Regions from separate parts of the Homo sapiens genome. Here region 1 is linked to region 2. The links are chromatin loops, found by intact Hi-C in ENCODE. Cell type or tissue: breast epithelium. All regions are shown on one strand. Each heading gives the region's core, and the rest is flanking DNA. Links, peaks and the distances in the headings are about the cores only. Region 1 has its middle 22 kb from the start of DNASE2B. Region 2 overlaps MCOLN2 (mucolipin TRP cation channel 2).

Region 1 (16,663 bases), core at 5,327-9,326, 550 kb before region 2:
CACAGGGGTAGACACTCCAGCTTGCATGTCAAGTGCCATCCATACCTCCTGCAAACATCTGCCCCTTTGCCTACTCTCAGGCCTAAGGGTGAACACCAATAGCATGATTCGCCCTCTGGAAGACAGATCTCGAGAAGAGATTTGCCCACGTTCCCGAAGTAGTCTCAGGGCTATTTGGACAGGAAATTCTGGGGAATGCATGGGCCTCTGCAGAGTATGTTGCTGTGGCCCCACTGATTCTTCACCTAGTGGAGGGAGGCACAGCCAGAGGAAGGCCTGAAGGGGGCCTGTAGAATGCTGAGCCATGGCCAGAGTCCCTCTTGTCCAGGTCTAAGAGTGATACTCCTCCTCTCCAGCCCCACCATGGCCCAGACTCTCTTTACAAGATTCTGAAATAGATCCCAACATGTCTCCTTGCCTATGGTCCATCAACCTTTTCATTCATCACATTTCTGTCAGCGTGTTTTTTCTAGAGTACAAATCTGAAACAAAACATCCAGCTTAAACCCCTTGGTGGCTCCCAGAAGCCTTCAGGATAAGGTACAGACTCTATAAATAAGCCTAAAAAGGCCCTCTTGACTGGCTCCTGTGGTTCCTGCCTCATTTCCAGGCACATGGAATGACTATAATTCATTCATATATATTCAGTCACACGTGGTAGACCCTCAACAGTAAACGACTGTATCATGCTATCTCTTGTCTCCATACCTACCCTGCTCCCTCACCCTTGAGAGTAAACTCAGATAACCTCTAGACTCAAACACCCTTCCCTCTAGAAAACCTGGCGGAACCCATCTCCTTTACCTGAGTTAGGTGCTTTGCTCTGTACTTTCATAATACTCTTTTCTCTATTGTATTGTTCATTTACTTATTTTGTTCATTCACTGAATGATGAGCTCTTTGAGGGTAGTGACTATCTAATTTATCTTTGTATCCTTCGTATGCTGCCAGAGACATAATCACCATTCAATGAATGAATGAATGAATGAATGGGTGGGGACGTGGGTAGATGGACAGATGGATGGATGGATGGATGGATGAAATCTCTCTACATCTATCTTTCATTGTCTGGTTCTTCTGAAACACAGAACCTTTGTCTAATTACCCCTCTCCCTCAAGGCATTCAAGTGTCCTGACTATGAGGCTTAAATCAGTGGCAGGTTGAAGGGACTCAAAGAATTTTCAACAAAACTCAAGGACTACAACAGGGGCCTGTGTTTTCAGGTTAGACAGATTTTTCCATTTTTGCTCTCTTTTCACTTGCTATAACAAGCTTTTGAACAACAACAGATGTCATTTTTCATGTGTCTTCCACTTTCTTATTTTAACTCTCAACTCTTTCTCAGAGCTGACAGAAGACACACGTTCTCCCAGTCCTCAGAATGGCAACTGACAGAACTTACCGCAGGAACTCGGCTCAGGGAGAGCACCTGGATATCACAGAGGGTCTTCTGCACAGAGGTCAAGTATTCACCTTTGTCATAGGGCCCAGCAGATTTCTCCATGACAAGGTCCCGAATGGTGTCCCTAAAACACAAAGAAGGTCACTGAGGATACTGAAAGGAATTTTAGTAATGTGTTAGGAAGCTAAGAAGCAGTGACCTGTCTGTCCCCCAGAAAACAATGTTATTGATGTTTTTAGAAGATATTAGTATCTTGCAATGCCAAAAACAAAACACCTCACTTCCCATTCCCCTACACACACACACACACACACACACACACACACACACACACACACACACACATACACCATTCAACAAACATATTGAGCATCACTAGACTGTCTTCATAGTTTGGCACCAGGGCCCAGTGGGCATTTTAGGGTAAATTTCCCGTCATGTTTGAAGAACCTAAGAAGAAGACTCCCAAGTATTCTCACCATCTTGCTGCTCTGCTTGGCTGGCTCATTGAATTGTTACATTTGGGGGTTTGCTCTGTGCCAGACTCTGTGTTTTTTAGGTTAGACAGATTTTTCTGTGCTAAGCATTTTATGTGATGATGTCATTGAATTCTCTCAATATAGCTGAAGTAGGTACTATTATTATCCCCAATTAGAGAAGAAGAACCTGAGCTTAAAAGTTACATGATATGCTCTAAGTCCCTCTCTTTAGAAGGAGGCCCAGCCTACAGTACTATCCTGCCTCTGGCATGTTCAATTTCAAGCTCTTTTCAACATAAATACATCAGGCTGCTGCCCATGGAGAGCACTTGAAATAAAAGGGAAAGAAGACTGAGGTAACGTTCTCATCATGCATTTAAAAACCTATCACATAATAAAAGAAGCAGAGAAAAACTACACTAGTGGGAGGGACAGCTGTGGGAGTGGGTGGTGGGGGAAGGGTATGCATGCAGATTCTAGCTTATGGTAGGGTAGAAATTTCTAAAAGAGCTTTAGCAAAGGAATGAGATACCTAATCAAAAAGCAAGTTCTGAAAGTTCAGAGGCCTAATTACTCCCTGTCAGGATATAACAATAATCATACCTTTATATTGTGAGTTGTCAGAATCAAAATGGAGTCACTTGTGTCAGATGCTAATGAAATAAATAAATAAAGCCAGGAAGCTGAGGGAGGGCCCTCAGGCACAGATGCCTGTAAGAACTATTGCAAAGACTCTCTGAAGGGCTCTTATGTACATATGCCTGTAACAACAATTTTGCAAAGGACTTTTCAAACAGTGGCTCGTGACGTGAGTCACAAGGACAGCTAGCCAGATGTACAAGAACATTTGCCTGCCACAGTCTTCACTAATGAGCTGGCGTCAATTCCTGCGATAGCCACTATAACCAGTGTTCTCTTTGTCTGAAAACAAATTACATACACTTTTTCCTTTTGCTTTTAAAAGCTTCCCCTTGCTTCAACCTCTTAGGATATGCCTATGGTTCCTGCAGCCCACAAATTTGCAGATTCCGTGTTTTCCTAAATAAATTCATTATCTTTGTAGAATCTCTCTCTGTTATTTCAGTTAACAATATTTTTAAGGCATTTATAACTTATAAAATGCTTTTGTGAACATCATATCATTTTGAGTTTAGCCTAGATTGACCAATTATCCCAGTTTGCCTGGAACCAAGAGGTTTCCTGAGACATGGGACTTTCAGTGTTAAAACCAGGAAGTCCGTGACAAACTACAACAAGTTGGTCACCCTCGTTTAGCCCTCTCTGCATCACTATGAGGTAGTAAGGCCAGATATTCTCTTCATTTGATGCCGTGTTTCTTCAACTGTGGTCCCTGGTCCAGTGGCATCATCTGCATCCCCTGGGAGTTTGCAAGAAATGCATGTTCTTGGGCCCCACCTCAGTCCTACAGAATCAGAATCTCTGGGGATGGGCCCAGCAAGCTTCATTTTCTGGTTCTGTGTGATTCTGATGCACATGCATGTTTGAGAACCACCAATTTAATAAATTGAATAAACAGAAGGGATTTCTGAATAGTGGGAAGTTGAGTTGAATGGCCTCTAAGTTTCTCTTTTACATCTAAGATTCTATGAAGTCTGGGCCCCTGGGACAAGAGTAGACACTACATGCACGTGTTCATACCAGGTAGCCTTGAAGTCCACATCCCTGCACTGGTGGTAGCGCCACTTGCAGTACACTTGGGTGGCAAAGCATCAGTCCTTCACCTCAGGGAGGGTAGTGAACTGGTCCTTGATGAAACCTTCAAATCCAGACTGTGTTGTTTTCAAGACCTTGAGGTCTTTGATTCCAGAATGAATGACTTGGGGTCCTGTTTCAAGTAGAAAGTCAAGAGTGGCTGAGGTCATAAACAGTGTCTTGTTGCTGATACCTAGCACAGAGGATCCTGGTCATTAAAACATGACACATTCTGTACAAAAACTACATCACCGCCCGTGTTTTCTGTCATCCTATTTCCTCTGAAGTCCAAGTGAAGAGGATGGTGTGCCTTTGCTTCCATCTGGATTCCAAGACTCCCTGCCCTGTCTTGCCCTCGAAAATCTGAAGGTCTAAGAATAACCTCCATTCCGTATTGAAGGCCACAGAAATGAATACATTCCTCTCAACTACAAGCGGGAGTGTCTTCTTGGCCAACTCACCTTATGTATTTTGAGCTCCATCTCCTCCAACAGGTGATCATGCTGAAATGTGTTAATACGGCCCTTAAGAGCCATTCCTCTACCTGCTACTGTGACCCCTTTACTGGGGGTAGTCCTCATGCTGATCATCTACAGTAGCTGATGATCCCAATCTCCAGTAAGCCCTGATGGCATCCCAGCATCCCAGTTCCCTTACGGTTATCAGCTCAGCAAAACCAGGCAACTTCATAAATGGGTAGCAGCGTGGGCCTGGCTGAGCCTAAATAAGACAGGGAAGATGGAGTTGGTGACTCACAAGGGATAGATCTGCCTAAGTTGATATCTATAAAGGCTTTTGTTTTTTCTGCTGAAGGAGAAGGGACGAACTTGGTTCATGGGTACCTGGGGGGAGAGAAGGGAGAGTTGAAAACAATGGAGGGAATGATATGGCTCTCCTTCTGTCTCTGCTGTGCTTTCATAAGGTAATGGGGCAGGTGGAAGGGTGACAGGCATCATCTAAAAAAGAACAATATTAACATCACTATGACTTTATTTGTCTGCACAGGCTGGCAAGGATTGGGGACATTCCGGGAGCACTTGGCAAACCCTAATAGCAAAGTGCCATGGCACGATTATTAAGATCACCTCTTTTCAGTCTCTTTGTTAGTTCCAACCAATATCTATGCTTCTTGGACTGTTCAGTCTAAAAATCAAGGGCCAGAGATGTCAGGTATCACCACACACATGGTCTTAGTTGAAGAACAAGAATATAACTCATGATCCTCAATTAAAATCCAAGGAAGCTCTTAAAAATCCAATGGTTTACATCACCTATGTGGTTTCTATTGCTACAGTTAACTCAGGAGCTGTGGAGTTTCAAAAGTAGGTAAATAAAGTCTGTATTTCTGTTTTTCCATGCTTCAGTATACTCCTATCAGAGAGAACAATAGCCAGTGGTTAGTGGTAGATCTGCTGATTAAATATGTCCTGATTAAAGAAGATATTCTGTGCAGAGTGTCCCAGGATAATGCGGTGAAACTGGAAATGATCCTTGTTTAACTTTCCGAAGTACTTACTGGAAGCTACATCTGAAGAAGGAGCAAGAGAAAGATACCAACAATGCCTTAAAGCCTTCAGCTGGCTGGGTTTATCAGATTCTAAATGTATGAAGTCATGATCTCACAAAATCAGCATTGCTACATGCAGTGAGTGGAAGCCTCAAACCCAGCAGAACTACAGAAACAATCAATAAGTATCTGTTGAATGAATGAATGAATGAGTTTAGCAAGATTGATTCATGTCAAGGAATAAGCATTGCACAATTTAGTATCTTTCTTTTCTAGACAGTTCAGCCCCATCAGTCTTTACCATTTCCCTTTCTGGTCCCCTCCAACTCACACATAGTGTGGCAGGGGGTGAAAGGAAGGGTGTTAACCTTGGCTAAGAACCTCCTCTCTGTAGACATGACTTTGGTTGCTGCAGTTTTCAGTCTTTATCTTACTTAGTTCTCAACACTCTATAAAGCAGTTATTTTAATGTAGGTGACTTTTAATCATTTGCCCATAGTCACATGGCTAGAAACTGTCACAGGTGGAATTTAAACTCAGCACCACATTATGAGATCCCATGCTTTTCTTCCTGCTTTTTGGATCACTTCCCATCTATGCAATGGTTCCTCCTTCCTTTGACCCTTTCCCCATTTGTGTTCTATACGTGGCCTTTCCAGGAGACAAGGTTGCCACCTTCTATTCACAGCGTGCTTTAAGGACCTCAGATAGAGCCCCCTGCCTGAAAAATACCATCTCCATTGGTCAGAAACAGAGATTGAATAATCATTTTTAGAGTTGGCTCCTATGTATCTAAAAACCTTTGTATTCCTTAAACATTTCCTATTGAAATGCAAATAAATATCCCTTAAAGAAGTGACTCCTTAAGCCTTTGTAAGGTACTATGATAATCTACTTCCCATGGTAAGCCTTTCTAGAAAACAAAATCCTATAGAAATGAAACATGGGTTTGCAATCAGGAGTGGGGTTAAAATGAGTAGCAGAAACCCTTGCAGGAGAATGAAAAGAAGGTGAAAAAGAACCAAAGACAAACTTTATCTACATTGTTTTCTTCCTATTCATCTGGCCTTGACTGCTGGCATCCATGTAAGCCAGTCAAACTTTGGCTCCTCCAAAGGTGTTAACCATAAAAGGATTCCTGGATGCAATGTTGCATAGTGGTTGAATCTACAGCTTTGAGACTCAGATTCCTAGAACTCAAATCCCAGTGCTCTCCCTGCATCCTCAACCCCCATTTTTATGAGCTCTATGCTCCTGAGGGAATTATTTAACCCCTCTCTACCTTGATTTTGTCATCTGTAAAATGGAGACGATAATCATACATATTTCCTAGAGTTGCCACATGTCTAAGAGGATGCACATAAAGAACTTAGTAGAATTGCTGACCTACGAAAGTGCTCTACAAATGTGATGATGATGATTTTGCCATAATTGACTTTTTCCCAATGACTTCAACAACTTATAAATATTTCCCATGTTTCACAAAGTCTTACTGGGTTCTGAAAACTACTTCTAATGTGCCGTCCTATCCATCTCCAGCCCTGGGATAAGATTTATTGACCTTAAGCGAATGTCAGTCCTACTAGGCCACTTTGAAATGATCTGCTTTCTCACTGGAATCTAAAAACGGAGACAGCAGTTGTATTTTTAAAATGTGTCTTGGCATCAGTTTCACACAGAATAAAATGTCTCATGTTCCCCAAGACAATTAACTATTGCCACAGTTTTGGCAGAACACACACCATCTACTCTGGTGCTCTCATCATTCTATTAAAAACAACAACAACAACAACAAAAACTATTCTCTGAATGTTAAAAGAATTTTTCCCTGGCACACATTAGACATGCTGGATGAAATCAGAGAGCTTATTTTATCTTCTCTGTTGGCGGTGCCCCAGCTTTCTGAACATTGGTAAGAACCTGAGGCTTTCAAAATCATGGGCCCATCAACTAAAAATATGATGCCTAACACACTCTAAAAAAGATTCCCATTTAGACCAACAAGAAGTAATTCAAAAACTGTCCTTTTCTAGGTTACACCCCATGAAATCACTTAATCAGCTTTGTTTTGTTTTGTTTTTCTGCCTTGGTTATGGAGTAATGCAAAAGAAAGATTTTTCACATTTCACTTTGCTAGAACATAATCTTTTCCAGCTTTTAGTGTCCTCCTACACACTTAGCAGATTGTGGCTTATCTCTCAGAGAATCATACATCCTACCCTTTAGCTATCTAAGGGAAAGAAACTCACTGCGAATTAATAGAAAATAAGCCCAATTCCTTACCTACGCATCAGGTGTCACAAAGCACAAAGCTTTATTGAGCCAAGAAAAAGATCTTGTCATAAGAGGATAATTGCTTCCACATTTAACACCTCCAAAAAGGACACAAATAGCTGAAAGGCAGATATTTTAAAACCATATTAAATCATTCTAGTAGAAAATCTCAAACTTGTAAAGTGCCAGAAAAAGTAAAGATCAATTAAATATTTGCCTTGGAGAGTCCATTTAGCTCATGCAGGAAGAGCGAAAGCTCCCTCTGCGCAACTGTGGATGGAAAGAGATGACATCATCCAGATGGTAGGAAATTAACTGGGCTTTTGTACAACCAGGTGATGACCAAGAACATTTTAAAAGACCACGAATCTGCCAAGAACTTTTCTTACAGAGGAACCGAAGAGCACTTTAGTCTTGATATCAAAACGACATAAACAGACTTCTTGGCAGTAGCCATCTCTGTCCTGGATCTCCCACTTCTCCCATTTCACTTCTTCCATCTGCCCATCTTGTCACCTCTTAAATCTGTTCTCCTCCAGGTCGGATTTCATCAGTTGCCTTCCTTACAACCATCCCCCTACCCTCACTACCCTTCATGTCAATAGAAATATAGGAAGTATTTTTCACTATCAGAAGACACAATCTAGTATTTGAGGCCTCTTCTCCATCTTCCATTCCTCTATTTAGCTATGCTTTAGCTGAATTTCATAATTAGTGTCAAATGGGAGAAATTTGATGCTGAAGAAATTGTGAGTTATAATTCAAATAGTGCAGAGGTTTGGGGGTCAGTTTAGTTCAAATTAGTGACTCAATCATACCAATGACTTACAGCTCCGTTAAGCTTGTAGTTTCTCACTGATACTTGATAGAAAGAGTTCTGAAGATTCAATGCCATATGATACCTAAACCAACAGCCTGCTTCATACACATAGGGCCTAGTTCTCCTCTCAGGGCTTGAGAAGTCACAAACATAAAACCAGCCCTCATTCCTTTGGGCAAACAAATTTCTTTCTCTCTTCCAGATTCTCCTGTGGAATCAGTAGGCTTTGAAACAACTAAAATACAGCCTAGTGATGTAGCTGTAAAAGATCCACTAGGAAGAAACAGTGTAATGGGAGTTTTAGAGCAATTCCCAGGGGTTAAAGTGGTGCTTGAGGTTCAGCAGCATTTCTAGAAATGTTTGTTCATTTGCTAAGTAAGAATGAATATAGTCCATCGGGAGAAACTCAGTCACACCTCCTCCTGGGAAGAGTCCTTTTGGGAGTGGCGTGACTGAACGTGTGAATAAGCACATGTGTTTGAGGGGGCAAAAGTCTTACCATTCTAGCCGGTCCCCCACCAAAGGCACTACTCAGGTGTTTGTAACAATAGCCTTCCCCATGTGAATTTGTGAGTGGTGTGTGTATAATATAATTACTATTTTCTTTAGTTAAGCCTTTACAAGGGCATTTCTTATGACAATGATTGTAACATTCTCTCACATTACGATTCCTACAGTTTCAGCTCTTGGATAATAAGCAAATAAAGAATTAAACTTTGCTACCAAAAGAGCATACATCCCTACTCTCCAAAGAGGGACAGAGTAGAAATGTCATCTTCATATACACAACACTGAAAGATACACACACCCATAAACATGTGCACACACATACCTGTATACACTTAAGGCAACAGATATCTCTTCTGCTACCCCAATCCCTGCCAGCCCTGCATGAAATCAGAGGGGGAGTTGGGGGCTGGACTCTAGATGAGTCAAGCTGGAGCTTCTGGGAACACTGCCACAATGATCTCAATACCCTGAAGCTTTGCAGCTTTCTGCAGAAAGAAAAAGTTTTAACCTGATTATGGTGGCTAGTTTTTCCACTCAGCTGCAGCCAGGTGATTAGAATTCAAGCTGATAGCAACTCTTGGTCATTCCTGGAAAGAACAGGATATAAAGAGAAGTCCGTTTTCTTTTCATGATCAGCACAGCCCTATACTTGGCCACTTGACTTCCACCTCCCTGGCTCTGCTAAAAGTATTCTGGGAAGTCACCAATGACGCCTATTTACTGACTACATAGTTTCTCATCAGTCCTCTCGGAACCCCAACTTCTTAACTCTCCTATGGCAGAGGCTAAATCTACTTGCTCTTCCTCCTGGCACTCAGCTAGATGACATTTCACAGTGTCCCTTGCAGTGAGGTGTGACTATGTGACTGAGCTCTCTCCAGAAGAAATGATCCATGCTGTTTCCAGGCCGGGAGCTTACGCTTCAAGGACTTTGCCCCTCTAAGCTCTTTCTTTGGTTGTCTGGTATGAGGGTCTACTTTCAAGGTGACACCAAAAAGTAAGGATTACAAATATAAAGTTGCCATCAACCTGGGTTCCTGAAGAACTTCATGGAGCACAGCATCCCCCTGACCCCCCTAGCCCCCCACACAGACACTGAACTGGACTTCTGCAAAAAGAAGTAAACTTCTAGTGCTGAGCCACTGCACATGGGCCTATTTTTTATGCATCTTTGTTCCCCAGTAATTCAGAAATCCCTAATTTCTTGAAATGTCTTTTTCTTCTGCTTCCATGACACTATCATCCCTCGTCTTCCTTCTATCTCTCTAAACATTCTTCTGTCTCAGTTTTTAAACTGCCCAACCCTTACAGTGGGGAATTTTTCCCAGGCCATCTCCTCTTTCAAACTCTTCTCACTTTGTGTGTTTTTCTGGAATGGTCCTTCTTCCCTGTGGCTTTACCTAACACCAATCTGCTGTAGCTTCACCTACCACCAATCTGCTGATGGGCCCCAAATCTATCTCCATCACATAGTCCCACATTCACCAGCTTCCCACCTGAAAACTTCCCCTTGTGTGTAATCTCCTTAGTCAGTTGCCCAGTCCTCCCAGATTAGGGTCAATTTTAACTCCTCTTTCTCTCCAATCTTCCATCTCTAATCAACCACTAAGACCTATTGATTACACTTCAAAAATGTCTCACATAATGCTTCCCACAACCTCTCAGTCTCTCCAGCTCTATTTCTACTGCTTTAGTTTAGACCCCATCACTTCATCTTTGCAAGTCTCCAAATGTCTCACTACTGCCTGTTTCTTTAATCTGTCACCATACCTTGTTCAGAGTTTCTGAACAAAAACATGCACATAGTAATCTGACCATTAGAGGCTTTCTCTGGTTCTCTGTTGTCATTCTAAACAATAACTATAGCTATTAGTTAAGGAGAGCTTAGTGTGCCAAGTACTATGCTAAGTACTATGCTAAATGCCTTAATAAAATAAATTAGCATTTATCTCCTTTGTTTCTCTGGATAGTTGTTGAAGTGGGCACTGGTATCCTTGTTTTACAAATTAAAACCCACCAGTGTAGTATAAGTAACCTTGCTCTTAATCACAAAGTTATTAAGTAGTGGAGCTCAAATTCAAATGATTCATTCTGACCTCAAGGCCTCTTGCTTAACCACTGTGCAAAACTGCCTTCATCTTATACTAAACTTGTGTATAACACATGAGGCCCTTCAGATTCCAGCCCAAACCACCAACTTATTTATCTTCATCTCCCTTCTTACATTCTAGAAATCAGACCCACTGAATTTGTTACTGTCCCCCAAATGCTTTGCCCTTTCCACAGTTAAATAAATTACTTCCCCGGCATAGTCTTCAGCATGAAGCAAGTGCTCAAAATATTTTACTTCCCCTCTTTCACTCCTCATGGACTGTACTCATATGTATCCTGTTTCTTCTGCGTGTAATTCCCTTTCCTCCTTTAATGCGCAGCATATTCTGAATCATTTTTCAAAAGTCAAATGGAATATTTTTTCCTCCTTTGTCAAGCCTTCCAGACAGACTGCTCTGGAAAGAGTTTCTTCACTTCTCAGTTCCCATAGCATGCCTTTTATCCCTTCATCATAGTCTCTAGCCTCTCATACTGCAGTCAATCTGTCTCACTAGGGTCAGGGAGCATCTTATTCCCCTCTTTACCTACAGCCCTTTGCATACATAATAGGGCCTCGAAATCTAGTTGTTGAATGAATAGTATATGAATGAATGACATAAGCACTTTTCATAAATGCTCTCATTGTTAATTAGCTCTCTTGAGGCCTAATCCTAGCTGCTGTTGTTATTTTACATTATTGAAAAATGTAAAAAATGTAAAAAAGCATCCCAAACGTCACTGAAAAGCAGTTTTAAGTTATGCTGATCTATACAGTAGCCACTAAGCCACATGTGGCTATTAAGCACTTGAATTATGGCTAGCATAACTTGAGATAAGCTACACATATAAAATACAGAATTTTAAAGACAATTTTGTAAAAAGAATGTAAAATACTTCATTAGTAATTTTTATACTTATTACATACTGAAATATTTTTGATGTTATTTAAATAAAATATATTATTAAAATTAATTTCCCTAATTTCTTTTTGCTTTTCTAATGTGGTTATGAAAAAAATTTTAAATTATATATATGGCTTGCATTATATTTCAGTTGGGCAGAGCTGATTTCGAGTTTCTAGTTTTATGAGGGTAGTTAATGAGGCTTGGGTAGGATAACATTGAGTCAGGAAACTTTTCTTTCTCCTCCAAAGCCACATATCTAAGACAAGAAGGAAGGAAGAAAGAAAAGAAGGAAGAAGGGAGGGAGGGAGGAAGAGAAAGGAGAGGGAAAGAAGGAAGGAACCAGAGAGACAGAAAGGAAGGAAGGAAGGGCTAAGGAAAGGAGGGAAGGAAAGAAAGAAGTTAGTTCCAATTTAACTTAACAAATAGCTCAGAAAGCTAATATAGCATATGACTACACATCTGGGTGATAAAGATCATCTTTTTAACCAAATACAACAGCTATTTAGTCTCTTTTATATAACATTAACTTTATAACTGTTTATCAAACGTTGAGAAGGCCCTAGTTATGTATAGACTTTAATTCACATAGTGGAAAATATTTAAAAATAGCTAATACACTAGAACTTTCTAAGGAGGGCATTATCCAAAAGAACTCAGAATGAGAAGGGATCTTATATTTTATTAACCTTATAATAAATCTGATATTCATTAGATGCCACTTCAAATTCCTACTAAGGAGGAAGGGAAGGGAAGGGAAGGGAAGGGAAGGCAACAGCAAAGAAGAAAAGGGAAGAGTAAAGGAGGGGAGGGAAAGAAAATAGAAAAATTTTAGAGTCCACCCTTTCATTTTATAACAATCAGTAAAGTTTATTTTTTTACTGGGATAAAGACATTATTACCAGCTTTGTCTCCATGGTTCTTAGAGGTCCTCTAGCCTAACTCTTAGCCAATTATTGAACTCTGCTCTGACAAGCTCAACAAATCTGTGGAATACAAGCTGTGGAAATTTTAATATTTGCTAAGTTCAGTTATCAGTACTAATAACACCTATGATATAATTATGTTTCATAATTAATTTGGAAATTTCTTAGGAAATAGAATTATATAATTGCCATTGCTATCTTAAATGAGATGCATTTTATAGGAATTACAATATTAGTGGTTTTATTACACAAAATAAAATTTCAGGAAAACTTGACTATTATTTAGTAAATATTTCCTATGAAGGTTACTATAATTGTAACATGATGTGGCACAAAAAATATTGGTCAGAAAATCCAGAGATTTGCGTTCTTTTCAGGCTGGGCCTTTTTTTATTTTGCCTTACCTCAAAATCTGGTAATAAAAATGATTTGCCTGACTCAATCCCCAGGGTTGTTGCAAAATGAATTATTTCATTTTTATATTTTTAAGACAAAAAGTAGATAATTCTTTAATATAATTCAAAGTCACAATATTCATTTCTATCTCAGATTTAAAAGCCTTAAAAAGTCTCTACAGTTTTCCTCCATGTTAGTAAACAGCATTGTTTAGAAGAAATGAAGAAAAAAGAAAACAAAGCCACCCTGAAGTTGCTACTATATAATCAAAGCATGAAAAATAGTTTCTTACCACTTCTCAGCTGTTCAACTTCACAGAAGTGTGTTCCAGTGGGAGTGTGAATAAATGCATGGACATGCTTAACTCCATTCTGAAAATTAGGGAAACAAATTATTTCCAGGAAAATTTCAGTTCATGCCATAAAGCCAATTTCTTTAATTAAACTGAGAGCACAAATAAGTGAGTTAACCTTTCCAAGATGCTTCCAAGGGATTTCTTCCATGTAGACTTGAGCTCGGATTACATGGTTAAAAGAAGAAAGAAAATGCTCACAAATATTCACACCAAAGGCTTCTATGCTTTTGATTTGTAAAAAGAAACAAAATGCTTCAAAGCAGAAATAATTGTCCCATTTAAAAATAATTTATAAATACTGTTAAATGAAACGATGGGAGGTCATTGCTTTGGACTAAGCTCCTGCATTAGACCCCAACAGACCAGACCAAAATGGAGTCACTTATGCTAAATTCCACATAATCAAATTGAAGCTTTAAGGAAGCAGATAGATACCAAAACAGACCAGTTTTTCCTGAAAACAGGAGATTCCAGTCTATCTGAGTCAGTGCGATAAGGAAGTCCCCTCTGCTTTAACTCTTACTAAAAAAGTAATCTGAAACCCGATGTTAACCAATCAGTTTTTTTTTCCATTGTTCTGTTTCTTGTTCCCACCTTACAAAACCCAATGCCCAGTGGAAGCTCTTACTCTTTTTTGTAGAACAGAAGCTGCCCCAATGGTAAATAAAAACCAATTCACTCTATAACTAAACTTGTTGTAATTTTGTCTTTTGATATTACTCATGATGTTCTCTTTCCTGATGAATTGCTTTTTAGAACTAGACAAGCAGAGAATAGAGTCTACCTCAAGAGAAAAAGGTGTTTATCTCACTTTTTTATTAGAGCTCCCAAATGAAGTTAATAATCACCATCACCAGGTGAGACTCTCGTTTTTAAAAGAAACCCATTTTGCAGGAGAGGATGTGTCAGTGGATGAGCAAAAAATAACTTAACATTCAGATTCTTCTCACAGTGCGTTCAGTCATCACTTGTATCAACCACAGCACACCACAACACTCTAAACTCTATGAGGCTTCCCATTTTCCCAAGGAAAAATGTTAATGAAGGGCCACCTCACTCCTTACCTTGCATACAGTCCTTCTATTGATCCCAGCTCTCCACCCCCATAATGCAGCTTCCATATTAATCCCTAGGTAATATTTTATGGTCTTAGCACAGTCTGGAAATTATTAATGGCTTTGCCTATAATTAAAGTGAAGTATTTGTACAGGCTTCCCCAGTATAGTTCTGTTTTATACCTGTTGGCCCAGAATAATTACGAATAGCATCCTATTTTGAGCTCAAAAGTGTCCTGGTTTGGATAAGAAGCTATACAATCACTCTATCCATAATGAATGACTTTAAGTAGTTTTTAACATTCAGGTCCATTCTTCACTTTTCTGCAAACTCCTACACAGTACAGGAAATACAAGAATCTGTTGTACCTGGCCCTTGTCCATATCACAGCACAGGTCTACTTTCAAACGATTTTTTTAAAGAATGCAGTACCTTTTTCCATAGCCCCATCTATGTTTGCTGGGTCATTCTGATTAGCAAGAGAAAGGTTCAGGGTAAAAATAGGAGTTGCAGAAATTATATTGCAATGTTTGTTCATTTAATGAATTATGGGTATGGATTTCATGAGAAAACATGAGAAAAGAAGCTTTCCAGTCTACATTTCTTGTCTTTTTAGACTTCATGGCAAGTAAAAAAAAAAAAAAATCAGCTTGAATTGCCCAGAAATCTGGGTGACCCAGCATAGCTTCACTCACACTTAAAGAAACCATAAGTGGGGTCGGGCACGGTGGCTCATGCCTGTAATCCCAGCACTTTGGGACGCCGAGGCAGGTGGATCACAAGGTCAGGAGATTGAGACCATCTTGGCCAACATGGTGAAACCCCATCTCTACTAAAAATGCAAAAAAAAAAAAAAAATTAGCTGGGCATGGTGGCAGGCGCCTGTAGTCCCAGTTACTTGGGAGGCTGAGACAGGAGAATCACTTGAACCCAGGAGGCGGAGGTTGCAGTGAGCCGAGATCACGCCACTGCACTCCAGCCTAGTGACAGAGCGAGACTCTGTCTCAAAAAAAAAAAGAAAAAAGAAACCAGAGCTGGAAATGCTAAAATATCAGTTCTATCAGATCTAAGTCTCTCTTGAAAAGTCCTAATAACCACTGTATATGAACAGTAAGTGGTAATAGAGTTGGGAAAGTTAGAATGGCATTAAAATTTGGAAAATAGATTTCAACAATAAAAATAAATGTATCTCATACTCAAGATATTCTTCTGTATTAATAACAAGAAGTGAAATGATATTTTCTTCTATAAATGCACACCATTCTAAAAAAATAAAAACTAAATGGTAAGACTCAAAGAAATGCATGACAAAAATGTGTAAAATTCTATTCTGAAATTCTTTCAGGACCTTGATTTTCCTTTGATTCTAATTAGAGATAACATGTATTTTGTCCAATAAGATTCTCTGCCTAAAAGATTGCAGTGAGATAAGAGCCAAGGAAACAAAGATGTGAGGTTTGTGTGTTTGTTTGCTTTTCTGCAAAGTTTTCTTCAATCCTGAGACCTTTAGGCTAGAAAAGAACATTTTTTTAAAAAATGGCTTAAATGTAAAAATAGATTAAAATGCAAAGGGAACTGGAAATAAGCAAGTAACACTTCATGCTGTTTTATGGCAAATTCTGCATCAAGATAGGCGGCATCTAAGAAGAATGACACATACTTCTTTAAACTTTGCCAAGACATGAACTGTGTTCTTGATGGTGTCTGTAGGGATGATGTCTGAATTATCTCCATGCAGGTAATCTTTTTTGGAACTTAGAGTAAGTTGCACTGAAGTTGCCACCTCTTTAATGCTGTGATATTTTCCATCTCACTGAATATGGAGAACTTTTACCATTTCCTTCCCATAGCCAGTTCGGACAAACTCCACCTCATCATTCTGCAATGAAAACACAGGCATCTTATTGAAGAAGGCTCAATGAAAGCCAAAAGTTAGGTGAAATTTACTTAAACCTTCATTATATCATACAATTGTAAAAGATGAGATTCAGAGTATATATGGAAGCAATATCACATTCTACTTTTGAAGAAGAATGAGAACTTGTATAGGAAAAAGAGAATCCCATGCAGCAAATGAAAATATATCAGATTGTTCTGAAGACTGACAGGTACAGGGCTTTTTTGATAATAATAATAAATACATTAATAGGACCTCCTGGGTCAAAACTGTACTGTTTTATTTAATCCCCACTAACCTAATCCTTGTAATAGCACTGTAAAATCTTTATAAT
Region 2 (16,663 bases), core at 4,126-8,125:
GCTCCCCTGACCTGGCTTGGAGAAATGAGGAAATTCCTGATGGGTTTTTTCTGTCCTTGCACCCCATATGTTCCGTACATTAAACCTACTTATGCCTAGTGTTCCATTATTGGAACACTAAGTATGTGGGAGTTATTTATATCCTACTGTTCAAGGTCATTGCCAAGGTCTGATTTTTCACTCATGCAAAAATTCAAAAAGTTGCAACCTCCGGCATACATGGGTTTTAATTAAGGAAATGTTAGGAGCTTACCACCTGTAATCCTCATGGGGTGCAGTCGCTGGGGCTGGGAGAGTCGGAAGGAGCATCACTGGGACTGGTCTCAACACAAACTGCTGACCATCTCTGCAGGGTCTGGATGGAAAAAGGCAGATCAGTACCACATGCACTCAGGCATTTTTACAACTTCATTTTTTCTTCTTGTGAGATGGGGGCCATGCCACTCTCCTTGCTCTGTTCCCCCAGTCTCAGGCTACCTTGGTCCAGAAACATTCCTCCAACATGACTGTATTTACTACCACCTTCCAAATGAAGGCAGTCGTAGGAGTGGGCACAAAGCAATCCTGTCTCAGCGTCCCTCCCATCAGTTCACTCTCCCTTCCCCTCCCCTTCAGTCTTCTCACGCCCACCCCCACACACCGCCCTAGCCTAAGGGAAGCAGAGGCAAAGCACCTCCTGGCATTTACTTGCAAGACCCTCCTTTCCCAGGCAGCCTCATTAGGCTCTAAACCTTTGTGATCCCACTCCCAAATCTTGATTGTGGTCACAGGTGGGAGGCTGAGGGTAGGATGGAGTCCTTATAAAGTCCCTATGCAGTTTGTAAGCATCAGAATACAGAATACAGATTTTATTAGTGGTTACACCAAGTCTTGACACCTTAATAGACACAAAACTGCTGCTGGCCAAGGTCAGAGCATCTCAGAGTGTGTGGGTATAGGGGTAATGGGGAAGGGATGATGCAGAAACGGAAAGTCTTGGATATGCTTCTTTTCTTAAAATTGTGAGAAGAGGCAATATGCATGTGATGGAAATATGCATTCAACCCATTCATCCTAACAAATGTATATTTCTCAATAATAGAAGCTATGAAAGGAGACCCTCCCCTCCAAATGCATAGTTCAAAAGCATTAGCCCTTAAGAAAATGACAGGGTAATTAGCAGAAAAGTCTTGTGAGAAACAAAAATATACAGTTGAGAAACAAAAATATACAGTTGATCCTCCAGATCCATGGGTTCCTTATCTGTGGATTCACCCAACAGAAGAAATGTATGGTTGCATCTCTACCAAACATGTACAGACTTTTTTTCCTTGTCATTAGTCCCTGAATACAGTATAACAACTATTTACTTAGCATTTACATTATATTAGGTATTATAAGTCATCTAGAGATGGTTTAAAGTATATGAGAAAATATGTGTAGGTTAGGTGCAAATATTTTACATTAGGGACTTAAATATTCATGGATTTTGGTTTCCACAGGGGTCCTGGAATCAATCCTCCATGGATATCAGGGGATAACAGTATATACAGATAGATAAAACATATATGTATATACACACACACACGTATATATACACACACATATACAATACATACACATATGTTATATAATACATATTTTATATATATATATACATGCACACACGCCAATCTAGTGTATTTCTGAGAGATAATTTTAAGGCAAATTTCTCGTTATGTTTGTGATTGTGTTTAATTACAGGGTAATGGCATTTCTCTCTCTCTCTTTAATCTGGATGGCTGCAGCAGCTTTGTGACTGATTTCCCTGCTTGCCTCCCTCCACCTCAACCCATCCTCCACAGTTCTGCCCTCTCTGGTCATGCAGTTCTCAGGTCTAAAGCCCTCCCTCTCATGGCATACATACTCCTGTGGCCTTGCCTTGTCCCTTCTCTAGTCCTGTCTTCTGTCATTTTCCCTGTATACAGCCTATACGCTGACCACGCCAAAGCATCGTTTTCCTAACTGACCAGGTTCTCTCTCTGATGTCCAGGCCTTTGCCATTGTTACCCTCATCCATCCCACGCCATGGCCATCCCATGCCATGGCCATCCCACGCCATGGCCATCCCACGCCATGGCCATCTGGTCAAATACAACATATTCTTCAAATCTAAGCTCCAGCATTGTCTAGTCTCCTCAACAGGCAGGCAGAAGCTATCTCCATTCTGCTCTCATGTAGTACCTTGGGCTGACCTTGTATTATCTTTGTTTTTTTCTGTGATTCTCTCTCCCACTGGACACCAAACTTGGTGAGGGCAGGAATCTTCTCACTCATTCCTTGCATCCTTAGTACTTATCACAGTAGTGGAAATCAACAAAAATATGCTGAGTTAATGGTCTTTGATAGCATCATCATTCTCCTTCTACATATCATGTAGTTACCTAGTGTTTCCCAAAACTAATGATGCTTATCACTTCCCTTGTTTAACTTGTCACCTAGGAAACTTCCATGCTTATTAGCTAAGTCTATCTTTCAAACCATGCCTCCCTGCCCCCCAACCAGCCAGACGAAATTAATTATTGATAGCAGCACTCTGATTTTCCCCCAAAGGCAAACCAAGAGCTAAGACTCAACCCACTGTCCTGCTATCATAAATAACACATGTAGGAGGGCACAAACACAGTGCTATGTCCGAAAGGCGTGATTAATACCTGCTCCCTCTGTAGACCTAGCATAGTGGGCTCACAAGTGAGGATGTAAATTCACTTTTTCAGAGCAAATGTTCCTCTTGGGGGACATCCACTCAACCTCGAGGACAGAGTAATGACCACAGCCCATAGGCCGTGGGAGATGAGTAATTTACTGCTGCTAGGCAATTAGTGGTGCTAGAAAAAAAATTACTTTCATTTAAAATTCTCTTTAAGCCATATGTATCATGGCTCATGGGATAATTTATGTATCATTAGAAACTAAGAAACATACATCACCCTAATAAATTGTCTCCCCCATTCACCATAGCCAGTAGCTCCAGATGTCTTTAAGAAGTCAAAGTTTTGCTGTCCTTGTTGTGTAAGGTGGTGTGGAAATGCTTGTCTGTAACTCGTTTAGCTTCATATTCACTCCCTGGTTCTCTGGCAGAGACAGATGGCAAGAGAAGCATTTGCCATCTTTTTCATGCACTGGTTTGCAGTAGCACTTGCTGTAAATGAGCCCATAGTAAAACAATCACGAGTTGTATTGTTTTTCCTAACAAGGCTGGAGGTCATATGGCAACTGGGCAAACATGCTTGAGTTCAGAATGTGAATCACTCTAAACCAAGTCTCAGTTAAGGGTAAAACATTAAATGGAAAGACAGAAAATGAGGCTTTTCACTGATGGAGGGTGGGGCATGGGACAAAGGAAAGCAGCTCGGCACCCAGCCTGCAGGCACAATGTGGGAACCTTGATCAATATCACCAAACACAGAAGTCTGATCTCCATCTTTGTAAGGCAAAAAGTGGCGCCACAGCCACTTATTTGTGAGGACAGAGGAAAATGGTGTACCCAAATGCCTGTTAAAAAGCAAATCCATGAAAAGACGTGGCAGAAACTTAAATGTATATCACTAAGTGAAAGAAGCCACTCTGGAGAGGCGACATACTATAGGATTTCAACCTTATGACATTCTGGAAAAGGAAAAACTATGGGGACAGTAAAAAGACCAGTGGTTGCCAGGAGTTCAGGTATGGGGTGGTGGTGAGGGAGGAATGGCTAGGCAGAGGAGAGGATTTTTAGGGCAGTGAAGCTACTCTCTATGACACGATAATGGTGGATACATGTTATACATTTGTCCAAATCCAGAGTGTGCAACACCAAGAATGACCACAATGTAAACTATGGACTTTGGGTGGTAATGATGTGCCAGTGCAGCATTCATTGGTTGGATTGTAGCTAATATACCACTCTGGTGTGGGATGTTGATAATGGCAGAGGCTGTGCACATGTGTGGGCAGGAGGGATATGAGAACTCTCTGTACCTGCCTCTCAATTTTGCTGTAAATCAAAAATTGCTCTAAAAAAAGTCTGTTTTTTAAAAAAGCAATGCCAACTCAGATTCATGCTTTTCTTTTATTAAATTTATTAAATTTAAAAGTACATTCCTGGGTTCCTAGGCTTTTCTTTAAAAACCATGCTTTAATCACTGAGTTATATAATCCTATCATCAAGATTCACTGCATAACTTGTAGGGCCCACTGAAAAATGAAAATGTGGGGTCCCTTGTTCAAGAAATATTAAGAATTTCAAGACTGATGGAGGACCATTAAGCCAAGCACAAGGTTCTTTGAGAATGCACGGATTACGCAGCCACAAAGCTGGCCCTGCATGTCAGCAGTATTCAGAGCCTGGAACATCTCAACTGTAGGAAGGAAAAGCAGAGGTGCTCAGTCAGCACCTGCATCAAGACACAGGACCAGCAGTTTCTTGTTCCTGTGCCTATTGTCCTTCCTCAAGTGCCTGATACCAGAATGCTGTGTTTAGGGTTTAGCCTGTAAGGTCCTCATTACTCTTCATGCAAGAGCTACTTCATGCATGCTTTACAAACTGTGTGAAATTCTAGATATTTGGTAGAGAAAGACTCAACCTCATTGCAATATAGTAGGCTACCCTTATGCACTTTCTGTGGTTTCAGTTACTAGAGATCAACCGTGGTCTGAAAATATTGAATGGAAAATTCCAGAAATAAATACTTGATAAGCTTTAAATTGCTTGCCATTCGGAGTGGTGTGATGAAATCTCCTGCTGTCCCATCCCATCCATCCTGGCACGTGCATCCTCCCTTTGCCCAATGTGTCCATGCTGAGATGCTCCTCATCCATTAGTCATCAACATCGTCTGCTCCTGACATCTAACCATTGACATCACCATGGCTCAATGATCTGGGACCCCCTTCTGATGTATCATTGGAAGGTCAGTAGTGGCCTATCGTTACGTCACAATGCCTGTGTCACTCACCTCACTTCATCACATACACATTTTATCATTTCACATCATAAGAAGGGTGAATACAGTATAGTAAGATATTTTGTGAGACCACATCCTTATAACTTTTATTACAGTATAGTGTTATAATTGTTCTATTTTATTAATATAGTATATTGTTATTATAATTGTTCTATTTTATTATCATTGTTAATACAGTATGTTATTGTAATTGTTCTATTTTTTGTTATTGTTGTTAATCTCTTACTGTGCCTAATTTATAAATTACACTTTATCATAGGTATGTATGTATAGGAAAAAACATAATATATAAAGGTTGAGTATCCCTTATCCAAAATGCTTGGGAACAGAAGTGTTTCAGCTTTTGGATTTTTTCAGCTTTTGGAATATTAACATATACATAATGAGATATCTTGGGGGTGGGATCCCAGTCTAAACATGAAATTCATTTATGTTTCATATATACCTTATATACATAGCTTAAAGGTAATTTCATACAATATTTTAAATAATTTTGTGTATGAAACAAAGTTTTGACTGTGACCCATCACATGAGGTCAGCTGTGAAGCTTTCCACTTGTGGAGTCATGTCAGCAAAAGTTTCAGATTTTGGAGCATTTCAGCTTTTGGATTTTCGAATTAGGGTTGCTCAACCTGTATGGGATTCAGTACTGTTTAGGGTTTCAGGCCTGTACTGGGGGTCCTGAAACATATTCTCTGTGAACAAGGAGGGACTACATGGTTAAAATGTTCAAACTTCAAGTGAAGCAAAGCAAAAATAAAATTTGCCCAAGTTACAAGAAAATAAAAATGGAGCTGATTAGCAGTAAAATGAGGTCTATTCGTCTAATGTTACTGCAATATGTGGCTGTCACAAGTGAATTGTTCAGGTATCTGGAATCGTACCTGTAAGCATCACAGCTCTTGATATTGTCAAGAAACAACTCTGTGGCCAAGACCATGGTGGCAGTTTATTGAATATACGTTTCCAATGACTTTAGAAAGGCCCCTGAACATCAATACAGTGCTGGGCTATATATACATATGTGTGTGTGTGTATATATATATATATATATATATATTTTTTTTTTTTTTTTTTTTTTTTTTTTTTGAGATGGAGTCTTGCTCTGTCACCCAGGCTGGAGTGTAGTGGCACGATCTCGGCTCACTGCAAGCTCCGCCTCCTGGGTTCACACCATTCTCCTGCTTCAGCCTCCCGAGTAGCTGGGACTACAGGTGCCCACCACCACGCCCGGCTAATTTTTTTGTATTTTTAGTAGAGACGGGGTTTCACTGTGTTAGCCAGGATAGTCTCGATCTCCTGACCTTGTGATCCATGCGCCTCGGCCTCCCAAAGTGCTGGGATTACAGGCGTGAGCCACCACACCCGGCCAGTGCTGGGCCATTTTTACATGAAGGTCCACAGGGACAAGAGGGCGACTGGCTACCCCTAGATCAAAAGGCTGGGCTATTGTGCTTTTCATAAACCCATGATTCCAAGCGTGGTCTTCCACTGGATCAGTGTACCCTTTTTACAATTGTTGGAGTGTAGGTCCTCAGCAGGAGTGGGGGACAGTGCCTCGAATCGCACGAAGAGCTTTTCCTAACTACCCTCTCTCACTCTTTTGCATTCACCACTTTGAGTCAGCAATGGGTTGAGAAGGAAGTGGGCCTGAATTTTATACATTCTGACAAGTTTGGTTAAGGGGGTAGTCCTAGTAGAGGACTGAGGGTCTCACCCAGGGTGAAGGACTGAGGCTTTGTGACAGCTTGTGCACCTCCTGGACCTTTTCTCTTCCATCAGGACTGACAGCTGTGCCCCAGCCATTTAGGCTGCTTCTCCTTGCTGCTCCTCTATGGCTAGGTGTGAGCTTCTTAGGGCTGAACTGATCATTGCCTCCAGGACAGGACTGGATGGGGGACTTTTGCACACTTAAAGTTCTAACTAGAACAAAGTCCACCAGAAGTGTGTGGTGAGTGCATTATAAAATAAAAATCTTCCTGGCTGGCCCAGATGAACAGATTTGTACATTTGTAGACCATGTTAGTAAGACATGTTTTTTGAAGAGCTAATAGTCATTGAGCACTTAGGAGTCACGCCCTATTCTATGCACTTTACGTTTGACTCATTCAATCCTCATAATCCCATTTTATGGATGAGGAAATCTATGCATGGCATGACCTGTCCAAGGAGACTCAGGTAGCAGTAGGAAGAGGACAGCTGAGGCAGACAGGTTGCAGAAGCAAAGTCGTGTCTGCATTATTCCATGGTCCCATGGAAACTATTGCAAACATGTTAGAGAATCAAAGGGAAATAACAGCTCAGGAATGAATTCAATACCAGGCTCTGCATAAATTATGTGACTTAAGTGCCAGTCTTGGTTGAGGTTTATCATCACTTAGAGGAAGAAAGTAACTTGTTCAGGGCCTTAAAGTTAGGTTAAGCTGGAATTTTAACTCAAGTCTGTCTAGATGGCTCTTATGCCCACACTCTCTCCTACCAGCTCAAGTGAAAAAGCTTTAAGATGTTGTATATGGTTTTGACTGTGTCACCACAAGCCAAGGAGTTAAATTCAAGGGTTGGAGATCCCAGAATGAAACCAGCAGGCAGAAAGAATGTGTCTCCTAACTTTCACAGGGAACCCTCTAAGTGGAGGCCTATGATAAGAGAGAAAATGATTTATCCCAGATGCATCTATTAGCAGAATTATGAGACAACATTGTTCAATAAAATCCAAATAACAATACAGTTGATAAAGTGACAATTGTTTAACATTATTAAAAAGGGAGAAAACAATGTTTCTATAGATGTGAGCTAACCCTGAAAAACATTTTTCTTTCTAAAACTGTTTTGTCCAGCTGGAGGGAAAATAAATAAAAGAAAACATGAAAGCCAATAGAAGAATAATATGAGCATGAAAACCCATCATTAATCTTCTATTCAAATGGCAGTCACAGCTGCAGAACAAATGAAAGCTTTTTTTTTTTTTTTTTTTTGAGATGGAGTCTCACTTTGTCACCCAGACTAGAGTGCAGTGGCCGGATCTTGGCTCGCTGCAACCTCCGCCTCCCGGATTCAAGCGATTCTCCTGCCTCAGCCTCCTGAGTATCTGGGACTACAGGCGCCTGCCACCACACCCAGCTAATTTTTGTATTTTTAGTAGATACAGGGTTTCACCATGTTAATAGCAATTCTTGGGTTGGGCGTGGTGGCTCACGCCTATAATCCCAACACTTTGGCAGGCCAAGGCGGGCGTACACGAGGTCAGGAGATCAAGACCATCCTGGCCAATATGGTGAAACCCTATCTCTACTAAAAAAATACAAAAAATTAGCCAGGTGTGGCGGTGCATGTCTGTAGTCCCAGCTACTCAGGAGGCTGAGGCAGGGGACTCGCTTGAACCTGGGGGGCAAAGGATGCAGTGAGCCAAGATCATGACACTGCACTCTAGCCTGGCAACAGGGCAAGACTCTGTTTAAAAAAAAAAAAAAAGAGAGAAAGAAAAAAAATAGCAGTTCTTTTCAGAGACAAAACTAAGTATATGACAATATACTCAGAAGTTAACAAGTGGTCCAATTACGTATCTGATTCTTGGGTCAGGCAAATGACCCCAGAACCACCAGTTTAATGGTGTCTTAGTTTAAAAATCAAACATAACTCTTCACATATCTTGTAAAAAAGAAAGTTTAAAATAATTTTAGCAAAGTACTCTGTGTGTAGACATGAGTCATCTACTCTCTTATATACTTTAATGGTATTAACTGCATGATTTTCCCTGCCTATAGTTGGTGCAGGCATATGAAGATGGGGTCAGAGCAAGGAGGGGGAAGGTGACATGAGAAGGAAAATTGGGTAGGGGCTTGTGGGGAGGGCGACTGAGGCCAAGGAGAAAGAGGAAGAGCCCTGGAAGGAGGGTCCTGCTTAATTCAAATTCTCCTCTTCACCAATAACTTTAAATAGTTGGCCACTGAGATAGCTCAGGTATGAAATAAGTCTATGCATGAAGTGATCTTCATCTCTCAAGCTATCATCATAAATATTTATTGAATAACTTCTATATCTTAGCCCCTGTATATCCTTCACTGCTTTTAAGAAATTGGGAAATCCCTTTTGGAGACCAAGTGGTTAAGAGAGATGTGATCTGAATGTTTCATTAGGTAGTTGTTTAGAGACAATGCATAAAATAGTAAGAATGCCATATGGAATGATGAAAATAAATTTATTTAGAGAAAATATATCATATTTCTTTTCTAGACAAAGGTAAATACCCAACCCAGCAGAGTTCAATTGTTAAAATGAGTGACCGCTGCTACAGGTCACTTCCACATGTCATGTGTGTACAACTGACCATTAGCACAAGTGACGAGGCAGCCAAATGATTCCATTTCTTATTTATCCCACTGGCTATGCCAACAGTTGCTTCATATCATGCTGAAGAAAACCCACAGGAAAACAGGCCAAGAAATGTCCACTGCATGAGCATGAGGTCTTTTTGTTGATTTAAGGGTGATTTTTTTTTTTTTTTGAGACAGGATCTCACTCTGTCACCCAGGCTGGAGTGTAGTGGCACGATCATGGCTCATGGCAGCCTCCACCTCCAGAGCTCAGGTGATCCTCCCACTTCAGCTTCCCAAGTAGCTGGGACTACAGATGCCTGCCATCACGCCCGACTAATTTTTGTACTTTTTGTAGAGGTGGGTTTTTGCCATGTTGCCCAGGCTGGTCTCAAGCTCCTGAGCTCAGTCTGCCTGCCTAGGCCTCCCAAAGTGCTGGGATTACAGGTGTGAACCACTGTGCCAGGCCAAGGGTGATCTTTAAACAGCTTAATAGTTCACCAGCTTGGACTCTCTAGATTGGTATTGCAACCAGCTTCATTTCTGTACAGACCATGAATTAACAAATGTCTTCAAACCCAAGAATCACCTTTAAAACAAATCCTTATTTGACAATAAACACACATATTTAATTACATGGTTAAAGACTATTATTTCGCACACTCTGAAATGATCTTTTTCCATTCCGAGATCATGTCATAAATTAACAGACTAATAGAGAATTTTATTATCGCTGTTATATTGCACTAATGCCCAGTAGTAGCCCATGGTCTATTCTTTATCATTCAAGTTTATAAAAAGTAAAGCTGGAACTTCAGTCATGGTCAGCTGGCTAACTGTGAGTCCTCTTTCCCACTCCACAATTAAATAAGAGAGTCATTTTGGAACTGCTTGTCCAAGTCATTTGGGGTTCCTCTGCTCAGCCGCTGGATAAGGATGCCTGAACTTTAATCATCTTTAGCAGAACTTTAGCTAATAGGTATCAAGTGATCATCACTTCTTTTCCTGTAACAGAAAGGGAAAGAAGAAAAGAGGAAAGATACAATACTTTAACATCTTTGAGGAGCAATAGGAATACTCTATATTCTAGGCCCGTAGATTATAGACATGTTGAGTGAAACATAGAAGAGGAAGAAAAATTAAGACAGGCAAGGTATTCTGATTATTTACCAACATTCAGAAAAAATAAGTAAATAAATAAATAAAGGCAATGTACACTGTTTGAGGTTTGAGCAGATGCTTTTGGAAACACTGTGAGGAGTCACCTGTCTCTTAAGAACCTCCATGCCCCCAGGGAGGGGAACATCGCACACGGGGAAATGTTGGGGGGTAGGGGGAAAGGGGAGGGAGAGCATTAGGACAAATACTTAATGCATGCAGAGCTGAACCTAGATGATGCGTTGATAGGTGCAGCAAACCACCATGGCGCATGTGTACCTATGTAACCTGCACGTTCAGCACATGTATCCCAGAATTTAAAGTAAAATTAAAAAAAAAAAAAGAAAAATATATGTTACATTTAGGTTTTACTCAATAAATACATTGGTTTGTTTCTGGAAAAAAAAAAAGAATCTCTGTGTCCCTTCGCTAACAAGGCCTTATAAATTACTAGAACAGCCAATTTTCCTCCTTCACTGCAATAGAGGAAGGTAAAGGTTAACTCTGCATCTGTTCAACCAAGCATCTCTCTCCAAAGAACCACATCGCTTTAGAACTGGAAGAGGTTTCAGAGGTCATCTGGTCCATCTAAGAGGTTTAGGAGAGGTCACAGGACACACTTGGTTAATGGCAGTGTCCAAAATGAAAACCCAGGTGTTCTGATGCTCAGGCTAGAGGCTCTGTCAAAAACTCAAAGGAGAATCAAATGTGTGCTGGTTGTTGGACTGCTTTGTTGAAGAGTGACCACAGCCGTGCTCTGCAGGAAGCAGCACTGGGATAGCAGGTGTCATCTGTCATGGTCACCAGACAGGGGGCACAAAAACCAATCTTTGCAGAGATGAATCTTTATGTTCATCTTTAGCCTCCATTCACAGCCTTCCTCAATTTTAGTCCATTCTTCTGTCCCTAGCTTTTATTTTATTTTTTAAGAGGCGGGGTCTCACTACATTGCCCACGCTGATCTCAAAATCCTGGGCTCAAGCAATCCTTCTGCCCTGGCCTCCCAAAGTGCTGGGATTACAGGCACGAGCCACCATAACCAGCCCCATTCCTAGCTTTTAAACACATCAAGCTATACTTAATTTTAGATGGAGTCAAAGCCATCACTTGTTCTCAAGGCCCCATTACAATCCATTTCCTTCCATCACAGCCTAGGCCCTTCATTCACTCTGCAGGGTCCATGCAAGCCCCCTGGGATCTAGGCTTTGGTCTGATGATTCCACTGAAATTGCTATAGCTGACTTCACTCAGGACCATCGTTTGGCCAAACATAGTTACAGCTACCTGTCTTTGTTTTTTGATATCCTCTTTTTCAAAACTTTCATCATCCTAGTTCTTCAGTTGATCTCCTTGGTGGGCTCTCTTGTTCCCTCAAATTCTTTCACTCTTCATGAGGGGCAGACCCTCCGTCTCACCATGCATCTTCTCAACAACCCTCAGCACACTTTAGGGCAAATGGTCTGCTGCTGTTGCTCCTTGCGTCTCACCACTCAGACCCAATCTTACCCAAACGTCTTGGGGTCCACGCCTTAAATCTTTCACTTGTTCCATAGGGCTGCATGACAAAACATTTAACAACCTCCCAGGACTTTGTGTGGCACAAACCAAGGTCCAAACACCAAAGACCTATCGTTTACTTTTTAGAATTCATGACTACATTTTTCAATGAAGTTTATCCCCCTTATAGTAAAAAAGAGATTTTGAGAGACTTTCCTTATACAAGGTACCTCTTAGGAGGCAGCTGCCTATTAAGAAAATTAATTTCCTTTATCCCAGCTTTCACAGCAACAATTTAATGCTCTGAGAAAAAAAGGTGTGATTCTGAAAACAACTCTTCTCAGATCTCATTTTCTATTTACCAGACATTCTCTGGATCTGCTCAGTCATATCATTGTAAGTCCCAAGATGCTGTATGAATTGATTAACAGAAAAATGCATCCTGTGGTTTTAAATAGCAATTATGTTCTCATAGCTTCCTTCAGGAATTTGGGTTACAGAGTCCTTCCAAAAAGAAAAAACATATGTAGGGTATACTTTTAGTTACAAACTGGCACCCCTGACTTCAGATGAAAGCAAACATAGGCACATTAAAAAAAAAATTGTCTTCACCTGACCCCATTCTAGTCCACAAATCACTATGTAATATGCTTTGTCCACTGAGGTCTAGACCATTTCTCTACATGTCCTGACGAACAACAGGCAAAGCACAGCTAGGCAAGGAAGAGCTACTGGTGTGCACGGATAAGCAAGCACTTGGACAGCCTCTTCGCAAGGAAGTTTCCTGCTCTCATCAAGAAAGATTGCTTGTACCACATACTGTGAAAAGGGAAAACACCTCTGACACTCCCAGAGTTTCACCTCTAAAAATAAGAGCTTTGACCTCTTACTTGGGCCACTTAAGAGTTCAGCCTCTTGACTTTAAGGACATAATTTATGCCTTCTCTTAAGAGTCTTATAGTATTTCTAAGAGATTCCAATCACATCGTGTAGCTTTCTACATAACCCTGTTTTAGAAGAAATAATTCATTTCTAAAGCCAATTTCAGTGGGAGGAAAGAAAAGAAAGGTGAATTATTTCCCATGATAAGCTGGTCTCTGAATGTAATGGTAATCTTGGAGGGGCTCTTTCTTAAGACAACAGAACAGCCCATCTCAGGAGCATGGAGAATAAACATGATACTGACCTCCTCCGACAGCAGATGCAGGACAGGAAGGCTGAGGACTCTTTCTGATACTCTTCTTTGCTACTGCATTCCTTCAGGAATTCCTGCAAATCCGTTTCAGGAAACCCATTCTGTTGGAATTTCTTTAGAAAGTACACAATGTTGTTACCTTATTTATAAGGCATGAGAAATTGCTCTTTTGTCAACAAACCAAGCCCACCTTTGCTAAAATAAAACTCTCCCACATTGCTAGCTCAGATCCAAGAACTGATATTTACAATGATGAATCAATCTGTCAGTCCCAGAACACCAAGGCAGGGCCACTGTGGGAACAGAGAACAATCCAAAGAAAAACTTCAGAAAGAAAGCAGAGAAGAGCCAGGGAGAGGTTTTTTTTAAAAAAAAAAAAGGTAATGAAGGAAATAATCAAAAGTCAAATGTCTAGTCTGGGTATGATGGCTCATGCCTGTAATCCCAGCACTTTGGGAGGCCAAGAAGGGAGGATCGCTTGAGCCCAGGAGTTTGAGACTGGCCTGGGCAAGATGGTGAGACCCCATCTCTACAAAAAATACAAAAATTTTCTGGCCATGGTGGTGTGCACCTGTAGTCCCAGCTACTCTGGAGGCTGAGGCAGGAGGATCGACTGAGCCCTGGAGTTGGAGGCTATAATGAGGTAGGATTATACCACTGTCCTCCAGCCTGGGAAACAGAGCAAGACCCTCTCTCTTTTTTTAAAAAAAAAAAAAGTCTAAACTTTTAATGCTAACAGCAAGACTAGATGAGACCTCCCACTCCACACACACATTGGCAATGTAGACTCTGCTTGGAAAGTAATCATTATTTCCTCTACTTTTATGGAAGTTGGTCGCTTAGTGGAACAGAAGAGAGATTTTTTTCCAAGCAGACACAAAGACTCCCTCCCCTCATGCTTAATGAGATAACCTACTTCAACACTGAGGCTTGGCCCCCACCACGCAGAGACATTGCCACATCAAAGACATGAATCTCTGTGGCAGGAGTGTGCACCTCTTCCTTCTCCATGCAAACCCTGATGCGAGAGGCAACTACCATTCCCACCTGAACACTTACTTATCTTCCCACACACTCAAAAGGTAGCGGACTGGGTTTCTTCTGCATTATTCTGAGAAAGTGGTTAAGCAGAAAACAGCCCTGACAAAGGCACTGGCATGGCACCCCTGGTTTTTCAGTCACTGACCCTGAAGCAGGGTTTTCTAAGCATGACCATCTGCTGTGAATAAGGTACCAGCACCCAAGGAAGTGAAATTCCTTCAAGCCACAAATCAGTTAAATGGCCTAGTCTGAAAGGATACAGAACCCATCAGGTAGCTTAAGAAAGCAGGAAGCTAAACAGTCACAAAAGCCTTAGTTTTCATAATTTAAAGGAAGCCTGCACCATGCCAGTAGCTGTATTATCCAGTGTGAGTTGTAGCAATATCTGAGAGTTGTCAGGGTGCCGGTCACCTCTCATCCCTGAAACTTATGACTCAATCCTAAGTTCCAGGCAGCCACACTGGCAGGTATATCTGTCAGGGCTAAGACCAGCAGCCTGACTACCTGACTTACCCCATTCAACCCATGCTTACCCCATTTCCCTTTTCTTTCCCACCACCCCTCCAAACCAATCCACCCTGCTGTGGGTAACAGGGACAATGCCCTAAAATTCATCTCCAGCGTCTAAAAAGTTTGTCCACAAAACCTCAAAATCTGAACTGTAATATTTTAAGTTTTTAAAATGTGGTATTTTCCTATAATCTATATAGAATTTGCAGTGATTTTTTGGCAGCAAATTTTGATAATTACTTACCTTAATGGTGTCATAAGAATCTGTAATAAGTGCAATAAAAAGACTGAGAATCATATATATAAAAAGGCTGATGAAGGAATATAAATACAGACGACTGAACAGCCACACCAAGATGCTCTTCTGCTGGATTTGGGCAAAGGTTGCAAACATGTCATCACCGTTGACCAGAGAAAACAGACACTCAGCAACTGTGTTCAGATTTTCAAACTGTAGGGGGAAATAAAAACTAGTTTCTGAAATAGAGTATTCTAAAAAGCAGAGGATATCTAGTTAGCTTGTTTTGTTAACATTGTTTTTGTCATTGTAGTAGTGGTAACTTACTTATTTTAAGATGCTAGAACACCATAAGAAGTAGGAAAACATTATTCAAAAACCCCCTCTGGGCCAGGCACAGTGGCTCATCCCTACAATCCCAGCACTTTGGGAGGCCAAGGTTGGAGGATCACTTGAGCCCAGGAGTTTGAGACCAGCCTGGGAAAGATTACAAGACCCCATCTCTACAAAAAGTACAAAAATTATCTGGGCATGGTGATATGCCTGTAGTCCCAGCTATTCAGGAGGCTGGGGTGGGAGAATCTCTTGCATCCAGGAGGTTCAGGGTACAGTGAGCCAAGCTTCTGCCACTGCACTGCAGCCTGGGGGACACAGCGAGACCCTGTCTCTTTAAAACACACACACACACACACACACACCCCTCCATACTCTCAAAGTTAATCTCTTAACAATTCCCACAGTTTTTCCCTATGTACTTTTTATATATCTAAAACCAGGATCTAACAAGTTTAGATCCTGGTTTTTCTCCTAATTAACATAAGCATCTTCTTATGTTTTCTACACTTAGAGAGCATTTGTAGGTTTTGTTTGTTTGTTTGAGACAGAGTCTTACTCTGCCACCCAGGCTGGAGTGCAGTGCAATCCCAGCTCACTGCAACCTCTGCCTCCAGTGTTCAAGCGATTCTCATGTGTCGGCCTCCCAAATAGATGGGATTACAGGTGCCTGCCACCAAGCCCGGCTAATTTTTGTATTTTTTTGTAGAGATGGGGTTTCACCATGTTGGCCAGGCTGGTCTCGAACTCCTGGCCTCAGGTGATCCGCCCACCTCAGCCTCCCAAAGTGCTTGGATTACAGGCATGAGCCACTGTGCTCAGCTGGCATTTGTTATATAACAGACCATTCCTTGAAAATGCCAACAAAACAAAACTTTTCACCACCCTAACCAGAAAAATGAACTTTTTTTTCTAAATTGCCCTATTTCTGTCAGTGATTCCAATCTCCTACCAAAGAAACATTTACTCTGAAATAATTAAGTCCTTAAAACTCTGTGTTGAATTGATTACTCTTCCCCGCTTTCAGTCTTCTAAGGCCTGTCTGTTCCTATCACATGTTTCTCCAATCCACCCTTACTACTCTACTGTGATGTCAACACAAATTTCTGAATTATTAAAGAAACTTCCAAGGAAGTCTCTTTTACTCCAATCTCTTTACCCTCCCCAGTCAAAGCTGCAGTAAAACCTGTACTTTAAGAAGAAGGCTTTCAGGTCATTTCTCCCTTGTGAGATTATACAAAGTTTGGATGCAAAATAAAAATCTAAACCAAGAAGGTTGTGATAAGTTCCTCCTTTATGCAGCCTCATCACATCTCCTCCTTGACAGTATTAATATGCTGTGCTTATCTTCTCCTCCAACACCAGGCCCATCCCTACATTTTTCCCTCATGGAATTTATTCTCCTCACCTGCTC

Evidence for each region. Peaks named below come from ENCODE experiments on the same cell type or tissue, not always from the same donor. Only the 100,000 strongest peaks of a DNase experiment are listed, where the experiment ranks them.
Region 1: a loop joins it to region 2, with 15 times the contacts of the local background. A loop is called at or near these places in 1 of 110 quality-filtered maps.

The regions. Positions count from the first base shown.
Region 1 is chr1:84,368,501-84,385,163 of GRCh38, forward strand. It overlaps the pseudogene UOX. Among named protein-coding and RNA genes, the nearest start is that of DNASE2B, 22 kb to the right of the region's middle. In breast epithelium, for the core only: no CTCF peak of the experiment used is centred there; a DNase peak (open chromatin) is centred at 6,989; H3K27ac peaks cover 3,788 bases.
Region 2 is chr1:84,916,440-84,933,102 of GRCh38, forward strand. It overlaps MCOLN2 (mucolipin TRP cation channel 2), which reads right to left. Exons shown (of 14, transcript NM_153259.4): 12 at 14,923-15,129; 13 at 13,119-13,240; 14 at 9,144-10,282. The coding sequence ends at 10,246. Among named protein-coding and RNA genes, the nearest start is that of LPAR3, 32 kb to the left of the region's middle. In breast epithelium, for the core only: no CTCF peak of the experiment used is centred there; no DNase peak of the experiment used is centred there.